Linked DNA regions of Homo sapiens: all the other regions are linked to region 2. Evidence: chromatin contacts called from ENCODE Hi-C or POLR2A ChIA-PET data. All regions are on one chromosome and are shown on one strand. The core of a region is the stretch at or near the end of the contact, and the rest is flanking DNA. Distances in the headings are between cores, read along the strand shown. Region 1 holds the start of PRMT8 (protein arginine methyltransferase 8). Region 2 holds the start of LINC02417 (long intergenic non-protein coding RNA 2417). Region 3 overlaps LOC124902862 (a long non-coding RNA gene).

Region 1 (4,301 bases), core at 506-3,005, 120 kb before region 2:
ATTCCGGCAAGACAGAGGGACAATCCCCGCGCCACACCCCCATCCCCGCCCCCCGCTGCATATGGGTAACCATATGTGAAATGTGCGGCAGCCCCACCAGACACCCAGCTATTAATAGAGCCTGGGAGTTTGCTCTCTGTGTCTTTTTCCTGCCACTGAGTAAGGGATGATCTTCACACACATGCCCCACTCCGCCCCCATCTCGGCGCACCGTTTCTCCAGGAAGGTAAGGGGGCTGCCCACGCTGATCCCCTTCGTGACTACAGGTGCCCAGAGCCTACGGAATAGTCCGGTTGTTGTAATGACAGCGGGGTCAGAGGGAGGCGAGGGATCACAGCCTCGAGTCTCGGGACGCAAAGCCCAGCAGGGCTCTCTGCGGCTCAGGGCCAGCTGGAGAGTAGAGAAAAAGGCTGCCGAAGGCGGGGGCCGAGAACACAATTTGCGGAGCTAGAGCGACCTCCTCAAAAGCCCTTGCGGGACGGGTGGCTGCAGACCCATTTCTCACTGCAGCCGGCGGCGCGCAGCCCCCACAGTCCGCGCAGGCTCGGCTGCTGCAGGGGCGGACGCTGTCCCTGGTGCTGAAGGTGGCCGCGGCCCGTGTGCCCTGCCGGGTTTAGCTACCCAGAGGCGGCTCTGATATCTGAGGATTGCAGACTTCTCTCTGGCCCAGATCTGGGCCGGAGGGTCTGTAGGAGGTGCCCGAGTCCTCCTGCCGGCTCGGCCCCCGCGGCCGGGGGCTCTCCGCGCGGCTGCGGGGACGGAGAGCTCGGGAACCGACTCGAGCTTGAAGGGTAAAGCTGAGGCAGCGGCAGGAGACGGTCAAGGCACTGCAGGGGGCAGACCTGGCCCCAGGATTACCCACCCCAGCTCTGCACAAAGCCGGGACCCGGGAGCCCTCACGGAGCCCAGAGGAGAGGGCAGGGGAGCGCGGCTGCCCGGGGTTTGGGACTTGGGGGCGGGAGAAGGGAGCAGCGGGTGGCAGGAGAGGGTGATGGGGTGAGAGTGACTGTTTTGCATTTTCAAGAGGGAGGGGACCTGAGACATGAACTTCCCCCCCACCCCCCACCAACACACACACACACACACACACACACACACACACACACACACACACACACACACACAGGAGGAGGCCGGCAGAAGCGAGCGGGATGAAACTGGGGAAAGTTTGGCACTCGGCGCTGAGCGGCGGCGGCGGCGCGGTGGTCCGGGTGGGCGGCGGGGTCTCCGAGAGCCCCTGCTCGCTCGCCTCCTTACCTCGGTGCTCTCGGCCGCGTTCTCCGCCATTTTCCTCCTCAGGAGCAGGCAGCGGGAGGAGTGTTTCATGCCCATAAGAGCCGGCAAGGGTTTGGTGATACCGAGATAGTAGAGGAGGAGAGAGAGCTGGTGTCGCTTTAAAAGAGAGAGCGAGAGGATGGGAGAAAAAAAAAAATCCAACCCAGCCCCTCAGCTGGAGCGTCGGCCGGCACAGTCAGCCACAGCGGAGTCTGTTCTGCAGTCTCCACTTTCTTTTATTTTCCTCCCTTCTCATCTGCTCCGGATTCCTTCACACGGTTTCAAGTTCTTCTCGTGCCCCCGACCCCCTCCCCGCCCCTCTCCACCCGCGCTGCGGGCTAAGCTCGAGGGAAGCAGCCCCGAAGCCTCCGCGGCGGCGGCGGCGGCGGTCGCGGATCCTCTCCAGGCTGCTCGCAAAGTCCGGCCGGCCGGAGGCAGCCGCCAACTCCTCTCAACTTCTGCCGATCCGCTGGGCGAAGCAACACGCTTCCTGCGCGTCTCTCCTAGGGGCTGAGCCGGGTGAGTGGGGGCGGGGTAGGAGGTTCGCTGGAGCCGGCGGCGGCTGGGCGCAGACCGAGGGCCCCCAGCGCCCCCGGGCCCGCCCCCTCCCCTAGTCTCCGAGGGTCTCGGCCGCCTCCACTCCCTGGCGCTGCACACAACTTACGTGGAGGCCAGGCCCGCGCGGGGGGCCCAGAGAAAGCCGGCGCCGGGCGAGGCTCTTGCAGGTTCTCAGACCCGGTGCGCGTGCTCCCACCTAGGGCGAGGTCCGGGCGAGACCGGGCCACAGTTAACTCGCACCCTCCCCACCCCGGCCCACCCCAGCTCTCCCGCTCCTCTGCCAGTTCCTGGATCCTTCCTCGGCGAATTACGATTTGGGGAACGAAGGGGTGGGTGTCTGGATGGGGGAGGGTCCTTAACTCCTTCAACTCTAGGGGTAAGTGTGGTGTCATTCTTTATCCTTTTCTCTCTCTCTCTCTCTCTCTCTCTCTCTCTCTCTCTCTCTCTCTTTGTACCCAAAGCCCTTGGGACTCCAAGCCCCTTTCAGGCTGAGAGGGAGGGGCAAAGGTGGCGGCCAGAGTGGCTTGGGAAAGAGGGTGGGAGAAAGTCAAATGCGAGACTGCAGTGCCCCCCCCCCCACTCCAGTCTTCCCTGGCAGCCCCCTGCCCACGCATTTCTCTTCTCCCTCCTCACCCTTCCCCCACCATCGCCAGATTTTGAAGTCCCTTTTATGGGAGAGAGGGAGGATGTCACGTACCCGTCAGGATTCTCTTGATCCTTTTTTAAGGGAGTTTGGGCGGCAGCAGGGGGTGTGAATTTTTATACAATGCATTCCTGTCTTCACTTTGAGAGCTTCTTTTTCTCTGTTTTACTGGCCATCTGTCGGGCAGTGGGAGATAGAACAAAAGCGGGGGACCCCATTCTGCCTCTCCCTTTGCAACAGGACACTCAGGCTGACTCCTTAAAACAGCTGTACTTTTAAGCTTTCAACCTACGAGTCAAGGACTGAGACCTATAAGATGCTCCCTGAGCACCCGGCTGTCTTCACTTCATCTCTGTACTTGTTTGGGGAGGTCCCTCCCAAATGCCCTATTTGCTTTTTATCATCACCTTCGATAACTGGGAAGTGTGAGCCTGACTGTCCTCAACTAACCCCAGAGTCCATTGAAGAAAAGGTCTAGAATCATTCTCAGTAGGAAACATGCCTCCATCATCTGGTCCTCGGGCAAAGAGAGGATACATTGCACTAAGTAGAGGTGAGAAGTGAGGGATAGAGACAGGAGAGGATGAAGAATGAGAAGGATGAAAATGTAGCAAGAGGCTTGAGTGTGTGTGTGTGTGTGTGCGCGCGTGTGTGTGTGTGTGTGTGTGTGTGTGAAAACTTGAATAAAAAGATGACCTTAACCTCCTTAACCTTTTCCCTTCTCAGAACACAGACCTGGGTTAGAGTTGGGGGTGAGTGAGCAGAATCCTTGACAACACCCAGTCGTTCCTCCCGTTCTGTCAACATGCAGAAAGTGGTAGGAAAATAAATGTGAATCTGGAGAATGACTTTTATCCTATTGAATTCCCTTTTCTCTAGGCATCTTCTCAGAGACAAAAGATTCTGAGAGACATCTAATTCCCTACCAAAAGTGTCTCAGTGTTTGTGCAATCAAAGGAAATCAGAAAAGAAATGATCCTCACCGCTCTGTGGTCCAATCCTCTCATTTTACAAATAAGGACCCCAAGATTGGAGAGAGGAGGACATTTGCCCATGGTCCATCAGCAAGCAGAGGACCCAGCTCCCCAGCCTCCTGACTTTCAGTCCGACACTCTGCCCCCACCCAACACTGCTTCTGCTTGTGCATGCCTTCTGTGACTAACCAGGGAGGAGGGGAGCTGAAACAAGCTCCCACCGAAATAGGCTGCTGCCTGTGCGTGATTATGTTGCTATGAGAACCTCAGTGGGTGTGTTTCCTCCTTTCGCTGTTGAAATCTTTTGCTTTGCTTGGCTTCTCCCCAAGCACAGACACGTCTCCCTTTGGAATGGGGAGTGGAGAGGCTGAGATGGAGAGCTATATTTTCATGGCAAGAGTTTTCTGTCCCAACCCATCCAACCCAGAGCCAGCCTGGGGCTGTGAGTGAGGAGCCTATGCCACTAGGGTGGTTCCATAAAGGCTGGAGTACAGGAGTGAACTGTTTTGAAAGTGGATACTCTAGCCCCCTGTTGAGCTGTCTTAGAACAAAGAGGTGCTGTTCCTGCTATGTAACCACCTAAGAACAAATTCACAAGCAAGCTAATTATTACTTTAAGAGACGAAGTTTGGGGTGATTTGTTATACACCAAGAGATGACCTGAACATTCACATCTTATGATTGTGAAAAGTGCCTAGCACATAGTAGGTACTTTGTAGAACTATTTTCTCAGCATCCCTACCATTCCTGTGAATTCAGTCTTTCTCTATCTCTTTTGCAAAAATATATTAGCATAGTCTTTCACCAGGTTAATTAGTTTAGTCATCCCACAAATAATTTACTAGGCATCT
Region 2 (4,647 bases), core at 1,527-4,026:
CAGCCTCAGTCATCAAGTTCCTAGTCAAATGCAGATTGAACTGAAGCTAATTCAGCTCATCAACATTTAACCTCTGGTCATTCCTCAGTCCTGCTAGAAGAGAGAAAGGTGCTGACGAGAGGCTTTTTAGCTCTATTTTTCACATGGATGAAGAAACCAAGGCCAGTTTCCATTCTCTAAGACTGTAAAAAGAATCCTAGGAGGAGTTTCTCCCCATTTTTTATTGTATTTTATTGTATTTTACTTTATTTTATTTTATGTATATATTTGGTTTTGGTAAAGACGAGGTCTCCCTGTGTTTCCCCGCCTGGTGTCGAACTCCTGGGCTCAAGCGACTCTCCTGGGCACATGGCTCATGTGTAATCCCAGCGCTTTGGTAAGCCGAGGCAGGAAGACCTCCCCATTTTAAAGATGGGGAAGCGGGCCAAGTCAGACAAGCTGTCTCTGATCTGTATGCTGAGGGCATTGTTTCCTGTCTCCAAGAACGGAGCTGTTTTTCCCAGGAATGGCTCTGTCAAGAGTCTATACACAGAGTACTTTTATTAAGGCCACATCAGGACAGCAGCTTAACCAAGCAGGGATGTCAGGGAGGCAGGAGTAGAGGTTGTCAAGGGAAATTTTGTTATCTTGCAACTCTTCTAGGCAGTGGCCAGAAATTGTTTTGAAAGACAGGCTTATGCCCAGGGGACGGAGAAATCCAAGTGTTACAGCTCCTGACCTTGAGGGTTTATGTACAACCTGAACACTAAGCTAATGTGCCATGTATCCTGGGGATGCCAACAATAACAGGTCAGGCTCCTCCATGCCATGCACGTGTGTGTGTGTGTGTGTGTGTGTGTGTGTGTGTGGTAACCATCCTCAAAACAAAGCCACAATTACCATGGTATTTTCTGTGACTCCACTTCTAGGGATGGTTATAGATACTGCTGCTGCATGGTAAGGCTATCAGGCCCTGTGCTGGCATGCAGGAGGTCTCACAAGATCTATCCTGAACCTCCAAGTAGCAAGAGATGTAGGCCATTTCAGATAAAAGCAAGGATGCCTAAGTATTATTATTTTTACATTTCTAAAGGAGTATCTAGAACGTCCCTCACTCCTGCATCCCATGACAGATCTCTCCCATCAGATATAAAGGCAGGCAAATGGTACCAGACTGTGGACTGAATGCAGAAGCTGCTGGCACCCAGCTAGGGACAGCAGATGAGCTACAGGCCTGGCTGAGAGGCACCCGTCTCCAAATCTGGGATTTCCCTGGTCCCTCCTATTTTTCCAAATAAGGAACTACTCTCCCAGTTTGCAGATGCAGAAAATGAGGCCTAGATATAGCAGCTGCGTCCACCTGTTTGTGACGCAGCCAGTGCCCAGAGCTCAACGGAAACTACTAAGATGAGAGTTTGTGCAAGAAAGAGTTGCCCCGTGCATTATCACAGCGCACTCTCGGTTCGCTCTTTGGGGCACCCAACCTGACAAATAAACCTCGTTCCTCTTATGAACATAGAACAAAAATCAAAACGGGATACTTCCAACTCATATCTCATCTCCTTCATACCATTTCTAGTCCAAGCCAAAGCCCCATTTCCCTATTCATAGATGGACTCTCAGACTTCTCCCTCGTCTTCTTCAAGTGAGTTTTGTGAAATGAGATGGAACAGATGAGGATCTTTTTAGTGGTACAGCACTGGGGGCAGGCAAGCCCATTCCTTCACAGAAAATCAGGACAAAATAAAAGCCAAAATCCAAAAGTCTCAGAATTCCAATTCTAGACCTGTGTGGTCCGATCTAGTAGCCACTAGCCACATGTGGGGCCACTGAACACTGGAGAGGTGCTCCATGCAACTGAAGAGCGGGGTTTTTTATTTCATTTCATTTTAATTAACTTAAAGACTGATCATTTTATTCTGTTATTAGAAAGCATAGGTATATATGGGGCAATTTAGGTTTGTAAATGAGCTTCTTCAACCATCAATGTTATGAAATCTAAGTACAGATCGGGTATTTCCAAAGAAAATTTAGTGTCTGAACTTAGATGTGCAATACAGGTAAAATACACACCAGAGTTGGAAGACTTAGAAGGAAAAAAATGTACGGCTCATTATTAATTTTGTATATTGACACATCAATTTTAATGATATATTTTATTTAAAACATATCTAAAATATATTGTGTTAAATAAAATACATCATTGAAATTACTTTCACCTATTTCTCTTTTTTTTTACGTGTGTAAACATGATTCCTGGGAAATTGTTAATTGCATATTCTATTTTTGTTGGTTCACTACCCCAGACGTCTGACGTTCCCAGGGATGGTGCTGCAGAGGGAATATCCTGGTCCAGAGCTCCATTCATCCCTCGCCCTCTCATGTTGCTAAAAGGTCCCTCTAGACCATTTTCCAACTTTCTCTTTCTTCAGTACTGTTTTAATATTACTAACTTCAGGGAATATCAGCTTCCCTTCACCTTTATCTCACCGACAGCGTTGCTCTCCTCTGCCTCCTGGCTTTCGAAGATCCATCTTCTGCTACGAAAAACCCTCGTCTTCACTCCCCATTCTCAATGTTTTCCTTTAACACCACCTTCTCCGGCTTTTTCTGACAATTCCTATCTCTTGAAACAGCTTCCTTGGAGGTGGAGGGGAGAGGCATCAAATCACACGCCTACTCCTTCCTGCCTGTCTCCCACCATCACCCCTTCTTGCTCCTGCTGAGTGGTTCCCACCTCTGTTCTTCCCTCCATCCCACCTTTTCTCTGTTTCACTCACCCTTTCTCGGTGCCGCAGGATCTCAGGTTGGATTTCTAGGATACAGACTCTGCATGGAGATGGAGATCAGCCTGCAAGGGGTCTACTGGGGGCCTGACCAGCTCATGCTCCCCAGACCCGGCAGGCCTCCCTGTGGCGTTCACTCTGGCAGCAGGCCCGAATGGCTAGGTTGTCTCAAGCCACCTGTGCCCAGGTTGCTGAGCTGTTCCAGGCATTCCAGGAGGTCTACGGGGAGGCGGGGGGGCTTACCCCCATAGACCTCACTCACCTTGAGAGAGTGAGGAAAACAGGATTAGGCAGAGACTGAACTTGAACTGCGTTGCTTTCCACAGAGGCCTCGTCAGATCCCTCTGGAAGCTGTGGCTCTGGGGAGGCCCTTCGGAGTCCCCGTGAAGGAAATCAAAGAAATGAACCTTTGTGTCCCTGGATCAACCAACTGGATCCAGGATCCTGATGCCCCCCAAGGAGTGGCAATCTTGTCTACACAACCCACCACTCAAATAATTCTCTTGAAAGCCCCCAGAGATCTCCTGATTTCCAAATCTAAACCTGTTTTCTTGGGCACCTCCTTCCTGGTGTCTCTGTAGCCCAGGCCCCCACTGAACATCCCTCTTCTCCTGAGTTCTTTCACTCTGCACAGTCCCGACCCTCCCACATTGTTTCTCTCATGGGCTCCTTCCCCTCCTTAGACAGCTTCTGTCTTCAGCCCTGTTCTCTCTATCTTTTCTACCCTCTCGCTCCATTTCTTCTCTTGTCAGCCCAACTTCTTTCCAGATGATTCCAAAAATCGCATCTCTTGCCTCAGCCTCTCTCCTAAGAACCACAGGTCATTCCCACTGCATTTGCTGGATGTGTGCCCCTGGAAGAAGGTGGCCTGCTTCTCAAACCCGGCTTGCCCCACACGAAACTCAACCTCACATCACTCCAGGTCTCCTCCAGACTTCAGGTTTTTACCCCCTCACCCCCAGCACACTCCTCCTCCTGCACCGCGCACAGCAAGCTCTGGGGACTCCTTCGCGGCAGCTTCTGCATTCAGGTCTTCATCTCAGGGGACTGTGGCTGTCATCTCCTTCCCGCATGGCCCTGTGCGAAGCCTTTCCCAGCGGTCAGCTGCGGCATTGAGAGCACTGGTGCTCTGGGGCACAGTGGCGTGCTTCGCGTTCCCTGCCCCCCAGTAGCGGCCTCCCTGACCTAGCAACCTGGTATATGGATAACCCGGCTCGCTGCAGTCAAGTTTCAAAAGAACATGGTTGGATAAGCACAAGGCCACCGTTGCTCTGGGAAATAACCCACAATGCACGCCCCACTGCTAGGACAGACCCACTTAGGGACAGCTTTGCACCTCCACTGGGTGCAGGCAGGGACAGCTGGGCCCTACCGTCTACTCTTTTTGCTCCAGATTAGGAAGAATCTTGATTCTCCCTGAGCCCAGGGAATGCAGGGCCGATGGTCCCCAGGACCCTGAGAGGGACAGGGCAGTGATGGGAGTCGCGGGGCGGAGGATGAGGGGAGGGGAGGAAGGGGGCGTGGGGAAGCTCTATGTCATCAAACCTTGTCCCTAAAGTCCCTGGGAACCCCCAGGAGCCAACCTCTCCCAGGGGCCGACCTAGGCAGGAGACAGAGGGATCTGAGAGGGCGGGTAGGGCGGGGGCTGGGGGCTGCGGAGCGCGGGGAGGTTTGAAAGCCGCTGCGCCGCGGCTCATCAAGTCCATCCCTTCCCGCGCTCCCCGCAGGTTTCCCGCAGACAGTCGCACAGTACCCCTCACTCCACTTAATTCGCTCCGCGTGCTCTGAATCACAGAAAGGCAAACTTGCTAACAAAGAGGCGGCCCGCCCGCGTGCGGGGTTCCCGGGCGCGTCCCGCTGGCCAGGTGAGGACGGCGGGCAC
Region 3 (4,519 bases), core at 628-3,127, 86 kb before region 2:
AGAACAGTGAGGCCGGAAGAACTGCAGGCAAGGGGAGGCTGCCATTTCCCGCTCAAAGGTGGCGCTTGGTGTGCCAGCGCTGGCGTACTTGGATGTGGTCATCGGAAATGTGGTTTAAGTGAGGAAGAAAAGCACTCTTAGCACCTAGCTCATGGCCAGGAGTTGGGCTAAATAGTTTGTATTTGTCTTCCTGCGTCAGCCTCAGTTTCCCTGTGAGGTGTGACTTACTATCCTCATTTTACAGATGAGAACGCAGGCTCAGAGAAGTTAAGGGACTTGCCCTATGTCACACAGCTAGCAAAGAGACAGAGATAGATATAGAACTAGGACCACGTGGTCAAAGGAACGTGCTGTTTTCACGGCATCACGCGGCCCTGTCCCACCTATGGTGTCACTGAGGGGTGTGGTAGGGGGCACTGGCACAGACATGTCACCTGACCTCTTGGAGCTTCAAGTTCTTACACTTCGAAAATGGAAATAAAGTCCACCTGCCTTCCCTCCACTTTCTGGCTATTTGTCAAAGAGCAATTAAGAGAGCCAAGAGGACCAAGCCAAATTCAATGTAGCAGGCTCAACCCCACCCCCCGCTGACCCTCCAATTCCGGGAGAAGGTTCGGAGGTGAAGGTCCTTGGCCAGGTCTCCCAGGACCGAGCCCAGAGAGCAGGCTAGCGTGGTGCCTCCTCCATGCACACACCTACTCCCATGCATGTGTGAAGAGCTTGCATCACAGGGCAGTGAGTGGCATTTCTTTGTTCAGGGTGGCAAGGGGAAAGGGCGTGAGTCAATTCCCCTTAGGGAGAAGGAGGGCAGAGCACAAGTGAGGGCAGCATCGACGCCTGAAGCAGCTCACCCCTCCCTCCATCCTGTCTGTGGGTTCTCTTCCCCTCTTGCCTTCCACACCCCAAGCCCAGGCTAGAAGGCACCTCCCCTCACCCTCATCCTCCACTTCCAATCTGCAGCCACAAAGGGTGCGAAAATTAATCTGGTGCTTTCGTGAGGGACTGGTGTTATAGGACCAACAGGTTCGTATGCCCACTGCACAGGAGCAGACCAGTTACACAGTAACAGACCAGTTATGCCCACCGCACAGTAACAGACCAGTTACCAGTTAGGGCTGCAGCAGAGAAAGAGTTTAATGGTCACAGGGCACTGAGCTAAGAGATAGGAGGAGCCCCCAAACTCCATCTCCCCCAGGATTTCTGGGCTGGAGTCTTTAAGGGGACTGTGGAGGACAAGGGACTGGAGAATTGGAGCTGTTGATTGGTTGGGGTAAGGCGGATGAATTCACCAGAATGTAGAAACTGCATTCTTTGGTGCGTCAGCTCCTATGGGGTCCTTTAGACCAGCTGACGTGGTAATTTCACAGGTATGTAGGACCTGAAGGACTATCTCAAAGGGAAGACTTAACATTTCGTACTGCTCCAGTTGTTATCTGTAGGACCCTTAGGGTGACTATAACCTTGTAGCGGGGTCTGTGGGATTCTAGGTCAATAGGCAGCAAACAACACGAGGAAGCAGGTGGGAGCGCAGGCCGACCCGCGGTGAACACGAAGTGCGCTGCAAGCTGGGTTTGGTTTCACTCCTCCCCTTCCTTTTGTCCTGATTCATTTTATGAAGTTTATAGGGGTGGTTTCACTGGGAGTGCTGTGCTCCCTTTGAACTTGGTCTCCCGCTTGAGAAATGCCACATGCCGCTCTTGCCCGCCCCGTCTTCCCTGGCCCCTGCTCCTCCTCTCTCCTCCAGGGCTGGGCATGACGGGCTTCTTTTGTGGTTTAGTTTCCCTTCCTTCCTAGACACCCCCCTCCCCTAGAGTGCTTTTACATCACGTGGCCTCTGATTAACGTCAGTGATTCAAACCTTAAATATTCTCCCTCTGGAGTGAGTGATTCTTAGGGGAGCCCAGGTGGCTGCCTGCCCTCTTGCTCCCTGTGGCACCAACACCCTGGCCGGGGATGTCTGAGCCAACAGCAGCCGCCTTGAGGAACCAGGTCCTGGGAATCCATCCGCAGGCTCCCCGTCAGGGAGTCAGAAGAAGCGGCTTCAGGAGAAGGCAAAACAGAAGCCAAAAGACACAGGGCGCGGGGTGGGCGGGGGCGGCATTAAGCTGCAGGAGAGTGAAGAGACAGCAGGGGCTAGGAGCAGAGACAGAGCCAAGTCAGATGGGCCTCCGTGTTTGGCCCCAGGCCCCTTTGAGCCCCGTGGTGCTCCAGTTCTCTAGAGGCTGGGCTAGGCTGACGCCCGCATTGCTGTGCCTGGCCTTCCTGCAAACCCTCCGCCCTGAGGTGACCCGAGCACGTCGCTGCTTCTCGAAACCTGAAAAAGCCCATGGTAAATGTGCCATGAGGAGCACACGAGGCACCCCGTGTTGAACGCTGAGGACAAGGCTGCACCCGAGGCTGCAGTCATTTTCAATCGCCGGAGCAGGGCCGGCGTCGGAAGCCCAGACCTAGCATAGCAGGAGCTGAGAAATAGACACAGCGGGCAGGAGGACAAGGGGGTCCACAGTCGGGCCACGTCAGGACACAGACCACAGGGTGCCGCAGGAGATGTGTGGGCAGAACAGACGAGGAGACAGCCAGCATGGCTGCGCCCCAGCATTTGCCCTGGCTGTGAAGGGCAAGCTCCTCTCCTAAGGGTGTCCCCTGACCGCGCTCACCAGTTCCTGACCCAGACACCTCATTCTCAGCCCTACTTCAAGGTCACGATGGCATGCGGAATGCAGCGTCTGGCTTCCCCAGGAGAAAGCAGGGCCTCTGAGGTCAGAAATCATGTCCTACGGCACCGCACAGTCCCAGCAGCAGTAGCCTCCAGGGGACTCACTCAGACTTGGCAGGGCTGGCCTGGGAATCTGCATTCCCCATGCGCTCCCTCACCTGCTGACGGCGACACCCAGCCACCAGTGCAAACTCTACCCCTTGGGGATCTGCTGCCAGACTCAACACTGGGGCCCGAGGCCCAGGAGTCCTAAGGGTGCTGTTTGGTCATATTAGGCCTGTGTAAAGGGAGCCAGGACTAGAGTGAGCGAGGGGCGTGGGGAGGGAAGGAACCGTGGCTTCCCTGCACCCTTTCAGCAGCTTCCATGGTTCTTGCTGGCCTTTTCCATCACAGGCCACTCTTCAGGACGGTCTCCCGGACTGACCCCTCTCCTCTCCAGCCTACCTGATTCCCCGTGCAGTGTCCTCTGTGCATCCCTCATTTCATCTCCTTTCATGTGATCCCAGTCCAGGGTTTAGCTTCCCTCCCCTCTTAGGCTGTAAGCTCTGAATAGGCAGGAATGTTTTCTTTGTGTGGATTTTTTGTTTGTTTGAAATGCCAAGTAAGCTGCCACTCTGCCTGTCGGTCAATGGGACTTGCCGAATTGTCCTCTCACCACCCCACTCGCCCTTAAAGATGCTGACTTCTCAGGCCTACAGTTATTTCCACAGCAGCCTCCTGGCAGCCAGCACTTCCCAGCAGGACCTAAGCTGTGGCTTTACCTCTCCTCTGCCTTGAACGTTCCCCAGTCCAGGTCTTCACCATCTGGTGAGGCCTGACCTGAGAAGCCCAACCTGGTGAGGCAGAAGTCCTGGGAAGAGGCCCAGAAGACAGCAGACCCTGTTCCTAGGATAAAGCAACGTGCTTCTGGGCTATACAACTGCCCTGCAGGTGACAATCCTGAGATGTGAGGCTGTTAGTTACCACAAGGGGATTAGAGACCTGGAAGGGACCAAAAGAGGCCACCTAACCCAGGTTCTGCCCCTGGACAGGTGATCCCCCAGCCCAGGGCAGCTTCCGAGGAGACCGCTTAGGACATTAATTCTCGGATCTATCTGGTGGGAAAATGTATGAAAAATGTGGCTAGAAATAATTCTCAAGTTCCATTGAAGACTTCTAAAGTTTCCTGTGCTCTTGCATGTTGCCAGTAAGTGGTCTCCTTGTGGGGTGTGTGTGTGTGTATGTGTGTGTGTGTGTGTGTTTAATTTAGGTTCAGGGGCACATGTGCAGGTTTCTTAAATAGGTAAACTTGTATCACAAGGGTTTGTTGTACACTTATTTCCTCACCCAGGTATTAAGCCCAGTACCCATTAGTTATTTTTCCTGGTCCTCTCCCTCTTCCCACCCTCTGTCCTCAAGGAGGCCCCAGTGTGTGTTCTTCCCCTCTGTGTGTCCATCTTTGTGGTCTTTGAAAGCAACTAAGAGGGTACCCATTTTCTCAGCTCAGCTGTCTGGAAGCCAAGCAGGCCAGGCACTTTCTTCCTAAAGAAAATTGCAGGCCATGGGAGGCGTTTTTCATCCTAACAGTCACTAATAGTTTTTGACTGGGTGTTGTACAGCTTATTTATGTGGAGAAGCCGCATCTATCTTCTCTACTCCTCAACTGCCAGGCAGAGAAAAATGGCCACAGTTTTCTTCTGAAACACCATGAGGCACAATGGATCAAGGATATGACTGGAATCAAGGAAATTAGCAACGTCAAGACACTCCAGTTAAGGCAGTTCCCATGGAAAATGTTCCAGAGGTTTCCTTTAAGTGAATCAA

Evidence for each region. A loop is a pair of places that touch in the nucleus more often than their neighbours do. ChIA-PET counts read pairs that join two places held with the same protein, here RNA polymerase II (POLR2A). Pooled maps may share reads with other maps.
Region 1: a loop to region 2 is called in a map of mammary epithelial cell, with 3 times the contacts of the local background. The contact joins the promoter of PRMT8 here to the promoter of LINC02417 in region 2. A Hi-C loop is called at or near these places in 3 of 168 maps with a recorded cell type or tissue (dorsolateral prefrontal cortex, endothelial cell of hepatic sinusoid and mammary epithelial cell) and 3 of 50 pooled maps. POLR2A ChIA-PET finds 5 or more read pairs at or near these places in 2 of 52 experiments (HCT116 and WTC11).
Region 3: POLR2A ChIA-PET joins it to region 2 with 10 read pairs in PC-3. The contact joins the enhancer-like site here to the promoter of LINC02417 in region 2. A Hi-C loop is called at or near these places in 1 of 168 maps with a recorded cell type or tissue (mammary epithelial cell). POLR2A ChIA-PET finds 5 or more read pairs at or near these places in 3 of 52 experiments (GM10248, HCT116 and PC-3).

The regions. Positions count from the first base shown.
Region 1 is chr12:3,488,657-3,492,957 of GRCh38, reverse strand. PRMT8 (protein arginine methyltransferase 8) reads right to left here and starts at 1,755. Exons shown (of 10, transcript NM_019854.5): 1 at 1,258-1,755. The coding sequence starts at 1,332. THCAT155 (thyroid cancer-associated transcript 155) reads left to right here and starts at 139. Exons shown (of 2, transcript NR_126055.1): 1 at 139-226; 2 at 3,356-4,301.
Region 2 is chr12:3,366,237-3,370,883 of GRCh38, reverse strand. LINC02417 (long intergenic non-protein coding RNA 2417) reads right to left here and starts at 2,776. Exons shown (of 3, transcript NR_146865.1): 1 at 2,760-2,776; 2 at 2,459-2,619.
Region 3 is chr12:3,451,754-3,456,272 of GRCh38, reverse strand. All of the region lies in intron 1 of LOC124902862 (a long non-coding RNA gene), which reads left to right. It also overlaps a transcript of PRMT8 not described here. Among named protein-coding and RNA genes, the nearest start is that of PRMT8, 37 kb to the left of the region's middle. Within about 2 kb of position 1,877, at least 2 of the 41 ENCODE cell types and tissues checked have a DNase peak (open chromatin) inside an H3K27ac peak, as active enhancers do; they include PC-3 and mammary epithelial cell, where a contact is called at or near this core.